Regions from separate parts of the Homo sapiens genome. Here region 2 is linked to region 1. A link is a contact called in ENCODE Hi-C or POLR2A ChIA-PET data. All regions are on one chromosome and are shown on one strand. The core of a region is the stretch at or near the end of the contact, and the rest is flanking DNA. Distances in the headings are between cores, read along the strand shown. Region 1 has its middle 110 kb from the start of NAV2-AS5. Region 2 has its middle 65 kb from the start of NAV2-AS5.

Region 1 (6,671 bases), core at 3,084-5,583:
GACAGCAGTAATGATAGGGCCTCACAGACATGGCACATTCAAACAGGGATATGATGACATGTCTAGTGGGGAAGGAAAGTCCCAGGCAAGAAGGTGAGATAAAACTTCCCCGAGCTGAAATCTGCAGGCAGAGTGAAGTTGATGAGTGAAACAGGAGAGAAGAGTATCTCAGGCAGAGGAAACAGTGTGGGTAAAACCCCAGTGAGGTGGGGAGTGGTGGCATGAGGGCCTGAAAGAGGTTCAAATGTGGCGGGGATTGAGGCCTCATCACACCACACAGGGCTGCAGCGCATGTTCAGGAAGGATGTCCTTATCTGAAAACCAACCAAGGAATGGCTGAATGTAACCTGCAGTGTGTGTGGTTAACCAGTACATAATCCCGTAAAGCCCAAAATGCAGGAAGTCACTGAGCTGCTAAGCCTCGCTTGTCAGAGGCAGGCCTTTTTCAGTCTGTGAAATGGGAACATTAGCAGTGCCAATGACCTTCCAGGTGGGGACAGCTTTGGGTTCACACAGTATCTTGAAATCTTCTGGTGCTGTGCTTTGGGACCAATGAGGAAGAGTGAGACTGTGTTCCCATGGACATACCTGTGAGCATGTGCCCATGTGCACGTGTGAGGCCATGGCTACACCTGAGTGGGCGCATGCTGTGCGTGTTAGTGCATTCACATTCCTGTTCATTGTCATGCAGATATTTGTCAGGGAGAGAAAGCCCCTCATTGGGCCCACACATCTGCTACCTTGGATAGCACTTGTTCCTCTTTGCCCCTACATTTGTTCAGTGTGCATTTTGAAGGCCTCCTTTGTGCAGAGTGCTTGGGATGTAGAGAGGACTCTTGTTTCTGACAAAACTGCCCCAGTCAGAGCCTAGTCTGTGGAGAATGGCCAGACATGGTTGAGGCCACCATTGTACAGGGCAGTACCTGTAGCTTGTCTTTGCTCAGAAGCAGGTGCATCTGCCCAGGTCCTGACCAAGGAGACATCATCTTTGCAGGAGTCTGAACCATGCAGGCGGCTGACAGACCTTCCCACTACTGTCCTCAGGACAGAGGAAGCCCTCGGAGTGGACAGCGGCTGAGCCACTAAACTTGCTACCGGTTTCTGGATGTCTCTTGGGAGCAAACCAAGCACACTGATGGCTCTGGGATTGATTTCAGCCTCTGTCCTTGCCACTGGGCCTCTTCCCGCCTCCCTTCCTCATGGTCTCTGATCCTCTTTCCCCCTCTCCTCTGCCCCTTTACATGCTGAGCCCCTTTACTAGGGCTATGTGTAGACATGTTCCTTCAATTATAAGAGGTTCTCTCTGATTACCAGAGCTATCAAAAAGTAGACAGGATGCTATTCCTGTAGCAGAACTGAGTCTCTGTCCCAGCCTTGCACTTCCTTATGGAGTATAATCTAGGAGAGTTTTGAGTTGGCCTCAGGCAGGACTTGGGAATTTGCTCATCTTTACAATGGGTGATAATGCCTACCTCCTGGGATTTTGTGAGCATTCACTGGGATAATGCATATGAAGTACCTAGAGCCCTGCTCAGCATGTCCCAATAAATCCCTAATAAATGATGATGGTTGTTGTGAATAACCAGTCTCAGCAGCTATGAAAATACAGAGGAGAGAGGATGTCTTTAAATCAGCAGAACAACTGGCATTTAGTAAGCACACCTAGTACTACCACTGGCTAGCATTTGAGCACTTTGTAGCCAGTAGCTGTCTATACTATTATCCAAGATCGCATGGTGAGGAAGTACGGAGGCAGGATTCAAACCCAAGCAGGGGCCCAACATGATGTGTGAGACCAGGACTCAGCCCAGTGGTGTCTGCCTTAGGTTGGCGTTTAAAGTGTGACTAACATACAACCCATGAGGGTGTCTACACAGTGTGCATTTTCTGTGAAGAGGTACCACATTATTTAGAACGCCCTATCTGTGTCCTTCTGCTCTTGTCTGGGGCTCCCCTATGGCGGCCACACTATGAGATCCATGAAGTCTGTTGCATCTCCAGAAGGAGCATGTGCTCTTTCTGTCCCCTGGCACCTCACTGGGTGGGGAGGTCTCAACAGTACGCTGGTTCTCGGGCCCTGCTCTCTGCCAGTGCATCCCTTCTTAGGTGTTCACTGATAAAGAGGACTTGGTGAACATTGATGGAGTGGTCCGTGGGGCCTCCAGTTCGTATTTGGAGTGGGATCCAGATATTTGTGTGGCAGTGGATACTGTGGAATTTGATGCTTATTTAAACTCCCACAGAGATCTCTAGTAATGTAGAATTTTCACTTTCCAAAAGAATCCAAAAATACATGCTACCAGGCAAGGCATCCTTCATGACTGCTACATTTGGACTTAGATATGGTGGATTCCCTTAAAGTGAGGCTCATGTGTATTCACCGGAAGCCTCTTCCTCTTTTTATGGGGACCACTGAGGAGTGAGGGTGTAATGAATGTATCTCTCCCTTGCAGTTCCCTGTGGCTCTGCCCTGGATGAAGCTTGTAAGGGACACGTGGTCTTGAGTCTGTTCTTCAGATATCATTGATAGAACCAGGGGTGGTTGGCATGGCCGGGAGAAAACCCAGAGGGCTATGGGGACTATTCTTAGCTGCTTAGAGGTCCCCATAAAAAGAGGGAACTGATGTGTTTAGGGCTGTCAAAAGGATTAAACTAGGGCTATGGGTAGGCATTTTCCTTCAATTATAAGAGGGTTTCTCTGATCATTAGAACTATCTAAAAGTGGACAGGATGCTTCCAGAGGTAATGATCTCTTTCGGTTTTGGAGGGACACGAGTCAGGACTGGGTGACCACTTAGCAGAGCTACTGTGTAGAGAATTGGATTCTCTGGGGAGTGTGTGTGTGTGTGTGTGTGTGCGCGCATGTGTGTGTAGGGAATACTGTTCTTGTGTCTGCCTCCTGAAAGGGGCTGTAAACACCTCCTGTAGCTTATCAAACTGTCACAGTGGTTACCTCTGGTACATGTGTTTATGGATAAGCTGGGTAGGGGAGGAGGTACATCATCTTTACATTTTATTATTATTTTTGCATGTATATTTAATTTGAATTTGTCACAACAAACAAGTATTGGTTTTATAATGAAATATAGGTTAAAATTGCACCTTGAATAAAAATGGCCTCTAAATTATATGTCACAGAGAAAAGATCAGCTCTTAAGAGACCTGGAGACAAGCTTCAGCTTAGCTGCTCTCTTGCCACATGGCTGGGTGAGGTACGTCTCCCCTCTGGGTCTGAGTTTTCCCATCTGTAAACCGGGAGGACTGGACTATATATGCTAAGCATAAGCCCATACAGCTCTGAGACTGGCTGGGCTGCAGTAGGGGAGGGGAAAAGAGAAAAGGAGAAAGGGCAGCAGCAGTGCCTCTGTGTGATGGGAATAGGGATAGTAGCTGGCATTGCTGTATTCCAGAAGCCTTGATGCCAAGAGGGATGGCCTTTGGAGAAACAGACTGGGGAAATGGCACTGCTGGCTTCCCCCGCGTATTAGATCATTCTTGCATTGCTATAAAGAAATGCCTGAGACTGGGTAATTTATAAGAAAAGAGGTTTAATTGACTCAATACTGCAGGCTGTGTAGAAAGCATAACTGGCATCTGCTTCTGGGGAGGCCTCTGGAAACTGAAAATCATGGCGGAAGGCAAATTGGGAGCCTGAATGTCACATGGGGAAAGCAGGAGCAAGAGAGAGAGAGCAAGGTGCCACACAGTTTTAAACATCCAGATGTTGGAGAACGTACTCACTATTGCTAGGAGAGCAATGAGAGGATGGTGCGAATGCATTCATGAGCAATCAACCCCCTTGATCCAATCACCTCCCACCAGGCCCCACCTCCAATACTGGGGATTACATTTCAACATGAGATTTGGGCAGGGACACAGATCTGCATGACATCACCCTGCATTGGCCTGTCTCTGTCCCTTTAAACATAGCTGGCTTTCCCACGTACCATGCTTCAGCCACCACAGAGAACCTGTGGTATCAGCCCCGCTTACACTCTGGCTTGTTGGTCCGCCAAGCCCCTGCTATGTTCCATTCACCCTCTGCTCTCATGAACTTCTGACCCCTGCCTTCATTCTCCAACCTTCTGGGTGTCCTTCCCTAATTTCCTGAAGCTCAGTTTCCCTTCTGACTCTCAGTTCTTGCTCAGCCCCTTAATTATGACTTGACCCATCATTTGGGATTAAAAAGCATTCTGTTAATCTCCTGCTCCCAAGCAGCAGCCTGCCCTGCTGGGGATCCGGGCCCCTCCTTCCCCCCACAGACACACTCACAGCTAGTGGGTGCACAACATTTTTGGACGCAGCCTCAGCTCCTAGCAAACACTTTTCCTGAACTCAGGGTCACTGTTGCTTAAGTCGCAGCTGGAGGCTGGCTTCAGAGCACATTGATTTTTCCCAGGGCTTTAATAATCCTGAGCTTCAGTTTGCCTATTGGCTCTTTTGTAATGCATCAGCCTCATAAAATGGTCACTTTCGGTTAAAAGATCTTATTACTGCAAAAAGAGATGTTGAATCACACTTTCAAGGTCTCTGGTGAAATGTGATCTTTGAGACTTGTTGGCCCTGTTCCACGGCACGAGAAAGTGGATATTAAGAAGATAAATTAGAAGTCAAAACACAGTTCTGTGTTCCCCTGTGTCTTAGGCTGAGTGTCCGTGATGAATTTTGCAAGAAAAAAATCAGAACTCCCTCTACCCACGCTGCACTCCCTGCCACCTTCAGAAGTCAGATTCTAACCTGGAGAGTCAGCAGCTCTTTATTTCAGCTCTGACACTACCAGTATGCTAATCTCCCTGGGCAGTAATGCAGGCGCCTTCCTTCTCTCCCACAAGTCAGAGATTGGATGTACTCCTTAGCTGTCATATTTTGCAATTCTGTGCAGCTCAGCAAATCCTTATTGATCAGTTTTCTCTGTACAGGCCCAGTGTAGGTGGACAGGGGACACAGAGAAACTGGAGAAGGATCCTGCCCTCAGAGCCCACAAGCCTACAGTGTGGGAGCAGTGGACAGATGGGGGTCAGAGCCCCCTCATGCCCTCAGTACTGCAGGGTTAAGATGGCAGACCCTGTGCTAAGTACTTAATGTGTATTATGTCATTGATCCTCAACTGTAATTGCTATGATCAGCTTCATTTATGATGAGAAAACTGAGGCTTAGAGAGATTAAAATGCCCAGGGCCAGTGGTGAAGCTGAGATTGAAACTGGGTAGGTCTGCCTGACTCTGAAGTTAGCTAGCCCTTTACCACATATAGGGTGCTGCCCCTTCTGGCACCCAGATCGTTGGTGGGTTCTCTGATGGGATGGCTCTAGGAGTACGGAAGAGAAGCCCCTTACCCAGCCTGGGGTCAGATGGGCTTCAGGAATAGATTGTTGGAAGTGATGACGCTTCAGTTAGGTCTGAAAGACTGAGCAGGAGTTATTCACAGTTAAAGGCAGGTGGGAGGAGACTATGAGAATATGGGAAAGAATGAAGAGGTAACAGCAGTTACTATAAAGAGCAGAGTACATTTGGGAAGCTGTAAGTCTTTCGGGGAGTTGTGGGGACTGGGAATGTGTAGGAAAGTGTGAATAAGGGGTAGGCAGGAAAAAGACTGAATGCTTCCTTACAGCAGAGACAAACCTTATAAGCTAGGGATCAATTCAGTAAGAGCTTTGGAAAATCCGACGTGGTGTGAGACATAAGGAGTCACAAGGAAGAGGAAGATACATTATCTTCATCAATGGAGTGAGGCTCCATCTCCCTGCTATGTTCCAGGTAGAACCTCTGGTGGTGGGCTTTGCCAATTCCGAAGGTCCTAACCGTGTGATAAGGAGGCATTACCCTGGCTTTCCCATCTGTTCCAGCTGGTACCTTCCTTCAATCTCCTGGAGTCACATCGGTCCCTCTTAGCAGCCAGCTTGTGTGCTGTCCACCATAGTGCTAGGAAAACAACACAGGAACTGAAGCCAGGTGGACTGAGTTTGAGTCTTAGCATCAACTCTGGCTAATTGTATGGCGGTGAGTAGGTCATTCACCTGCCTAAGTCTCCTTCCTTAAATGTAGAATAGGGATAATGACTCTTAACTCGCATGTCATTAGAAGGTAAGAATTAGAATTAGAAAAAGGTACCCTTCTTCAAGACACTACTGTCATCTTCTAGCCCATGATGTGAACAGTGACCCCTAGGGCCATGTAGGATGCTCATTATCTATTGCATAAATGATAGCTGCTGCTATTATAATCATTATCATCATCTTGATGGAAAATGGCTCCAACTTGACCTTTTGGTGGGTTAGTTGGACCAGCCTGATTAATTCAGATTTCATCACAGAAGGGCAGTTCTAATCTGACCAGCTAGTATGTAATTGTGGCAACTGGTAGGGGTGAGCCGGGAGTCTTGTCTTCTTATTGGAGCTTTTTAGCATTTGGTGTCAAAAGCTGAAGGTCGTCAAAACATTGGCTCCCTCTAAATTATTGTGCTGCCAGAATAACTCCTACCACAGAGCAGATTGTCTCCAGCCATTGGAGATCAAAATAGAGCCTAATGGATTTAGGAAACAATCAATGCTCTCAGTGCTTCTAGAGACGTTTGTGGGTTGTAGCCCATAAAATATTAATTCTTTCTATTTGTCTTTAAGAATATATTTTATATGTTAATGCATTATTGAAAGATACTTATAATATTAAGTGA
Region 2 (6,671 bases), core at 1,887-4,386, 43 kb after region 1:
AGACAAAGACCAAATATATATTTCTTATTGTATCACAATATCATACCAGCTAAGTGGCAGTGATACACACTGGGGTCTATAAGAGGGTGGAGGGTAGGAGGAGAGAGAGGATCAGAAAAAAATAACTAATAGGTACTAGGCTTAATACCTGGGTGATGAAATTTTGTACAACAAACCTCCTGAAATGAGATTACCCTGGATCATCCAGATGGGCACCACATAATCACACCGGTCCTTAGAAAAAGGATATAGGAAGAGTCATTCATTTTACTTATGTAACAAACCTGCACATGTACCCCTGAATTTAAAAGTTAAAAAAAAGTGGCAGTGATAATATTGACCTCACAGAGAGGTTGCGAGCTGTGGATGGGATAACCTATGTAATAGGCCCAACATGATACCTGTGTTTATTTTCTATGTCCCAATGTGCTCATTCACATATTTGGCTCCTTAATCATTCATACATGACATGATCAAGAAATACATTTTTATGAATGAACACTGTGACTGATGCAATTTCCTAGGTAACTGAGGGTTAATTAGAAATCCTCTTTTGTTTCAACCCTTGTTAAAAATCCTTAGAACATGTCAGAATTCATTTTTCTTACATGCGCTGAGCGTGATTTAATCTTCCATTCATTCTGAACATCAGTCCTCATTACCCAGGGCTGCAGGTATAGCCAAGGATAATGTGGGATATTGAGAGTAACATACAAATTGGTTTAAAAAAATTAATTACAAGTACAATTTTTAAAAGTAACTTACCCTTTTGACCAGACCTTCAGCAAAACGCCCATGTATTTGAAGTTATATAATTAAAAGCTAGATAATAGAAGCATTCTTTCTTTATGTTCAATTGCCACTCAAATGTTTAGTCGATCACACACGTAAAAAATAATCTTTCAGGGCCTACTATGTGTCAGGCAAATGGCTGGTATACCAGATGGACGTGGTTGCTGTCTGCATGAAGCTACTGTCTAGTGGGGAGGACAGACAATTAGCAGGGGAGATAGTGGGTGCTATGGGAAGCCATGGCAAGAATCCCAACTCAGTCTTAAGTTGTCAGTCTTGGGTCTAGTGAGGGTGGTGGTGGTGGTGATGGTCAGGACAGGGAAGGCATCCTGAAGGAAGTGATGGTTAAACCAAGTGCTTCAGGATGAGTTGGAGTTAGGCAAAGGGAAAGGTTGTAACCTGTACAAGGGTGTAACTAGTATTGTCCAAGCTGCTGGGGTCGGTATGGTTGGAATAGAGGGTGGGTCTGGGAAGTTGAGAACGGGGTAAGGAGAGGGGCTAGGTTATGCTCCTGGCTGATTGTCTCATGGGAGTCTTATATAACTCTAGTCATTCATTCTTGCATTGAACATTTATTTGGTACTGAGGATGCTGAAAGTACTGACTGTGTTAGGTTAAGTGCAGTCAAGTATGGTAAGGGGGTGAGAGATGGGCACAGAATACCAAGCCATGGCTGTCTTGTTAACTGTTGAACCTGACTGCCCAGTCTACACACCTCCTGGCATCGACTAGGCATTCAGTGAACTCTAGGTGATTGACTAACTCAATGAATGAATGGAGGCTTGGTTTAACCTTCACCCTCCCTCAACAACTATTCCCATTATTTTCTTTGTGCAGGATAAACATCTTGAAACACCTCTGCCCCATCGCTAAGTAGGCCAATCTTCCACAGCGTCTAGAAACCAGTACAGAAAAAATGCAGTTTGACCTTGCTGTCATTGTTTGCAGTGTAATGAGGAAAACAGGCATTAAATAACTAACCATACAAATAATTGTGTAATTAAAACTGTGGCACATGATACAAAGAAGATGTACAGGATGATGGAAGGGCACATAAAGGAGAAAGCCCAGGAAGCCTTTATTGAGATATTGATGTTTAACTAGGTTTAGAAGGGGCAAAAGGAGGTGGGAAGAATGTCTCATGCCGGGGGAGGAATACGATGCAAAGGCCTTGGCAGGACAAAAGGCCAGTGTGGCTGGACCCTGGGGATCATCTAGGAGAATGGCTGGAGATGGATGGGTCTAGAGCCTGGAGGAGATTCCCCTACAAGGTCTCTCAGCCATGTTGGAGATTTTGGTTTTTGACTTAAGAGTCCTAGTGAGATATTGAAATGTTTTAAACATGAGAGATATGTGATCAAATCACATTGGCTGCTGTGAGGAGAACAGATCGGAGAGGTACAAGAAAGGACACTGGGACACACACACACACACACGCACACACACACACACACACACACACCCTTCAACAGGCTGACAATGCCCTGTGTACAGATAGCAGTAAGAGCATGAAACTGAGATCTGATTCAGAGAAGACTGAAGTCATTGCACGTCATTTCTTCCTAATCTTTTAGAAACAACCCACTCCTTCATTCTGTCTTATGGTGGGCACTTGTAAGTGGGCTGCTACTTCTTATTTATTTTTTAACCAATTTTGTGAAACAACAGATGTGGTGCTTCTCTTGTGGTTGTTATTCTCAAAGAGAGGATGTTGGTTGCAGCAGACAATTTATCGGAGCCCATTTTCTCCCTTGGCTTCAGCAGGGAGCCAGGGGCTGGGGGTGCTAAGTTGGGCAGGAGTGGAATCCACCCTTCTGTCAGCCGCTGGCTTGAAAGCAAGCATTAGCACGTATTCAATTTGGTCTGGGAGCTCTCCTCTGGACACCGAACCTGGTCCTTATCTATTTTTCCCATTAATAATGAGCTGTTAAATCACATTGCTCATGCCATTTGCAAGATAGCAACGTGTGGTTTAATTGTGCCTGCTCTGTTCCCCCATCATCTCAATCCTCCTCCTAATGGCTTGGCAGGCGGGGCAGGGCTGCTTGGGAACCACTGGCTCAGGCCTGCCATTTCCTGGTCTAGCAATCTCCAGTTTTAGAAACAGGGACTGCTGTGGCGGAAGTGGAGTGGAGCTCCGAATGTGAGGGCCCTGGGGAGGGGAGACTGTGTGCACTCACACCTGCACTCTCCCTCCTCCCCATCATCCCAGAGGCCCTCTCAGAAATCCTAATGGTTGAGGAAAGGGGGCTGGCCTGGCAAGAGGCTGGGCCTCCATTCCTATTTCCCCTGCTCATTGCCTGAGGCTTTCAAACAGTTCCCGCTCCTATCTGGTTTTTGCTGGCGGCACAGGCAAGTTGCTGAGTTCTTGTGATAAGGCTGGCTGATACATAAGGATAATTACGTCTGTGGGTTTGGAATCACTCAAAACCAAAGGTGAAATGACTCAACACAGAGGAGGGCTTTCCCCAGAGAGGTGACTCATGCGCTGGTGGTGGATATGGCTAGAAAGGAGGTGCATTTCTCAAATGTGAGAAGTTGACCTTTCTCTGCTGTTGCTGGGAGAGCCCAGGTGTGGGAGAGCTGGCCAGGATCAGAGGGCAGGGCTCAGGTGGCCTGCAGAAGCCTGCAGTGATGTTGGGAGATGGTGGCATCATAGCAAGGGCCCAGGGCTCTGGTTCCACCCTGCCACCAACTGGCTGTGTAAACTTAAACAAGTCCCCCTGTGGCTGCCTTGGCCCTAGAGTCCCAACCTTTACAGCAAGTGTGACAATAGGCTATATAAAAAGTATCATTCTCTCTCTTCCAGTAGCTTCAAGAATGTGCTTGTTTCCCTTGACTAAAGCAGCTTAGAAGTGGATTGTCCTGTGTTTTTGGTGTTTTAATTTCAGCTGCCCCTTCCACCATCGGGAGAAATGTGGTCCCTTTTAGGATAAGATCTGAGATGCAGTCCCGCCCAAAGAGGTCCCCCTACCTACCCATCAAGGTGTCTGAAACACCCACATTTAGATCTAACTGGAGAGGGAGGCCAGGTAACGTAGTAAAAAGAGCTTGAGCTTTGGGAATGAGACATGAATCTTGGGCATCATATTCCTCATACCACTTCCTTCTTCCTGAAGTCACAGTTACCTTGTCCTGCTGCCACCTATGGCAGCATCCTTGCTAGAATCTCTGAGCTGAAGCCCTGGGACAGCATGGCCTTCATGCCCTCTATGCCAGGCCTTATCCTTGCTGAGTTGCTCCTCCACTGCGACACTTGGATGAAATGCTACACTGCAGGATATGGTTTCTGACCTTCTCAGTGGCCACCAATGGTCTGCAATGACGGAGAAGTATACAGTCAGCTCTCCATGGAGTTGGACCAATGAGAAGGAAGAAACTTGAAAGAGATGGGCAGTGCATCCCCACTCTCTCTCCCTGCCATGGACCACTCTGAGATACAGTTTGTCCTTGCAAATCTTTTGCAGAAAGTCCCACATGCTGAGCAAGGACACCTGTCAGGTGACCTGCTGCATCTGCCAGCAGCTTGTGGTAAAGCAGTGGCCAGCACACTAAGGCATCTCTTTGCATCCTTTTGCTCCTTTCTTCACATGGGTTTTCTTCTCTCCTCTTTCTCACTGTCCTGGGCTTGCACTTCCCAAAGAGTGTTTACACTGCTCAAGCTCTGCTTTCTACAAGACCCAGACTAAGACATCTGGCTTGGAATTTGGATCTGCCCCTTGATAGGTGTGTGAGATTGAGCAAATTCTTCACATCTTCTAAAATGTCAGTTTTCTTCTCTGTAAAATAGGCATAATAACATCTATGTTTTAGAGTTCAGAAAAGTAGATATAATTGTATCAAGTACTTAGCACAGAGCCTAGTATAGATGCGTAGTGAGTGTTCAATAAGGGACAACTCCTCTTATTATTATTATTATCGTTATTATTATTTTTTTGAGACGGAGTCTTGTTCTGTTGCCAAGCTGGAGTGGAGTGCAGTGGCGCAATCTCGGCTCACTGCAACCTCTGCTTCCCAGGTTCAAGTGATTCTCCTGCCTCAGCCTTCTGAGTAGCTGGGACTATAGGCACCAGCCACCATGACACCACGACTGGCTAATTTTTGTATTTTTAGTAGAGACGAGGTTTCACCATCTTGGGCAGGATGGTCTCCATCTCTTGACCTTGTGATCCGCCTGCCTGGGCTTCCCAAAGTGCTGGGATTACAGGCATGAGCCACTGTGCCTGGCCCTTATTATTATCTTTATGGTTGCTGCTATTGTTGTTTGTGGTAGAAATGGCTAGCTGTCTCCAAAGATTTGGGCTCCCCCTCCACAGTGAAGAGTTATTGCTCAGAAGCCCTGCCCAGCCAGGAACTCCATTCCTCAACCTTTCTTGCATCTAGGGAAAGTCATGTGGCTAAGTTCTGGCAAATACAGCGTGGATAGAAGTGATGTAATGCCTCTTCCAGATGGGCTCATAAAATGTTCTTGCTGTGGTTTAACCATGTGCTGAAGATGGTGCAGCAACCATCAGCCTGGATCCCTGAATGGCTGTAGAACCGGCCCCCCACTGCCCACCTGCTCCTCCCCTCACTCTATCATTGAACTCTGTATGAACAAGGAATGAGTTCCCTTTGTGTTGAACCACCAAGAGTTTGGATCTTACCTGTTAAAGCAGCTAATACTACCTTAATAATTACATTGTTATTGCTGTTGTTCCTTTATTATTATTATTACTAATTATTATATTATTACTAATTATTATAAAATATAGAATAAGATCTCCCCTGAGAGGTCGTTTTCAGGCTTTTCTAGTGGTTAACTGTGTAGACTCTGGAGTTAGAATGCCTAGATGTGAATTCCAACTCCATCACTTAGCCCTGTGAATTACTTAAACTTTTTTATAAATAGGCATATGGATATTATGGGACTTGGAGAAAGAAATCTATATGAAGAATAGGAAAATGTCTGGCCCAGAGTAAAAGTTCAATAAAAGTTAACTACCACAACCACCATCTCTGCTATCACTGCCATCATCATCTCCATCTTCATCATCACCACCATCATTATTTATCAATGGAGAATCAGGCACTGGGTGAATGGGAGGTGGACTGTGGTCTGGTCCTGGGGTTGAAGAGAGGCATGCAGAAGATTGAGAACATGGTGCACAGGTGCAAAACAGACAGTCAAACACGGGAAGAGGAAATAAGGAATGTGGTCCTGAAGATAGACAGGGCCCCCTTTGAATTTGGTGACCAGAAGGCTACATTTTTCTGGCAGGTGGTTTTTTTTTAGTCCTACTGGCCAACAAAGATCAGAATACATCCTGCAGGTAGAGCACTGTGCTGGACACTGTGGGAGATACAGTGAAGAAGGAGCTGAGGGAGGGGACTCTGAACTCCTGGGAGGCACCAGGCATGGGACTAGGCACTTTATTCATGTTAACTTGTTTAATCCTCATCACAAACCTTATGAAGTTGCTATGATCCCCACTTTATAGATAAGGAAGCTGATACAAGGTACTTGATGGAATTATGCCATATTCACATAGTAAATTTTGGAGCTAAGATTTGAATTTTAACTGGGTAGGGACTCTGGTCTCTCGAGCCACATCCATTTGCCAAGGGTAATTCAGCAGAATGTCAAGATGTAGCTAGGAAAAAGCAGAAAGTGTTAGGAGACTGATACTTGCCCATTTCCACTAGCTGGATCTAGCTCTGTGGCTTTTGGCAGCCCTCTTTATTGTCTCTGGGCCTCTGATTTTTTTTTTTTTTTTTTTTAAATAAGAGAGAAAGGGAGATGGAGGGAAGTTACATGTGCCAGGTACCATATTAGGCTCTAAACAGAGCAACCATATCATTTAATCTTTCCAATAGTTTACAAGGTAGGTGATGTTATT

The links. Hi-C counts contacts between places; a loop is a spot of excess contacts on that map. ChIA-PET counts read pairs that join two places held with the same protein, here RNA polymerase II (POLR2A). Pooled maps may share reads with other maps.
Region 2: a loop to region 1 is called in a map of PC-3, with 3 times the contacts of the local background. The contact joins two enhancer-like sites. A Hi-C loop is called at or near these places in 2 of 168 maps with a recorded cell type or tissue (PC-3 and heart left ventricle), 6 of 37 single-sample maps with no recorded cell type and 10 of 50 pooled maps. POLR2A ChIA-PET finds 5 or more read pairs at or near these places in 4 of 52 experiments (AG04450, GM12878, MCF 10A and 1 more).

The regions. Positions count from the first base shown.
Region 1 is chr11:19,394,563-19,401,233 of GRCh38, forward strand. It overlaps a transcript of NAV2 not described here. Among named protein-coding and RNA genes, the nearest start is that of NAV2-AS5, 110 kb to the right of the region's middle. RefSeq lists an enhancer at 416-947. Within about 2 kb of position 4,334, at least 4 of the 41 ENCODE cell types and tissues checked have a DNase peak (open chromatin) inside an H3K27ac peak, as active enhancers do.
Region 2 is chr11:19,439,220-19,445,890 of GRCh38, forward strand. It overlaps a transcript of NAV2 not described here. Among named protein-coding and RNA genes, the nearest start is that of NAV2-AS5, 65 kb to the right of the region's middle. RefSeq lists enhancers at 2,672-3,871, 3,283-3,372. Within about 2 kb of position 3,137, at least 8 of the 41 ENCODE cell types and tissues checked have a DNase peak (open chromatin) inside an H3K27ac peak, as active enhancers do.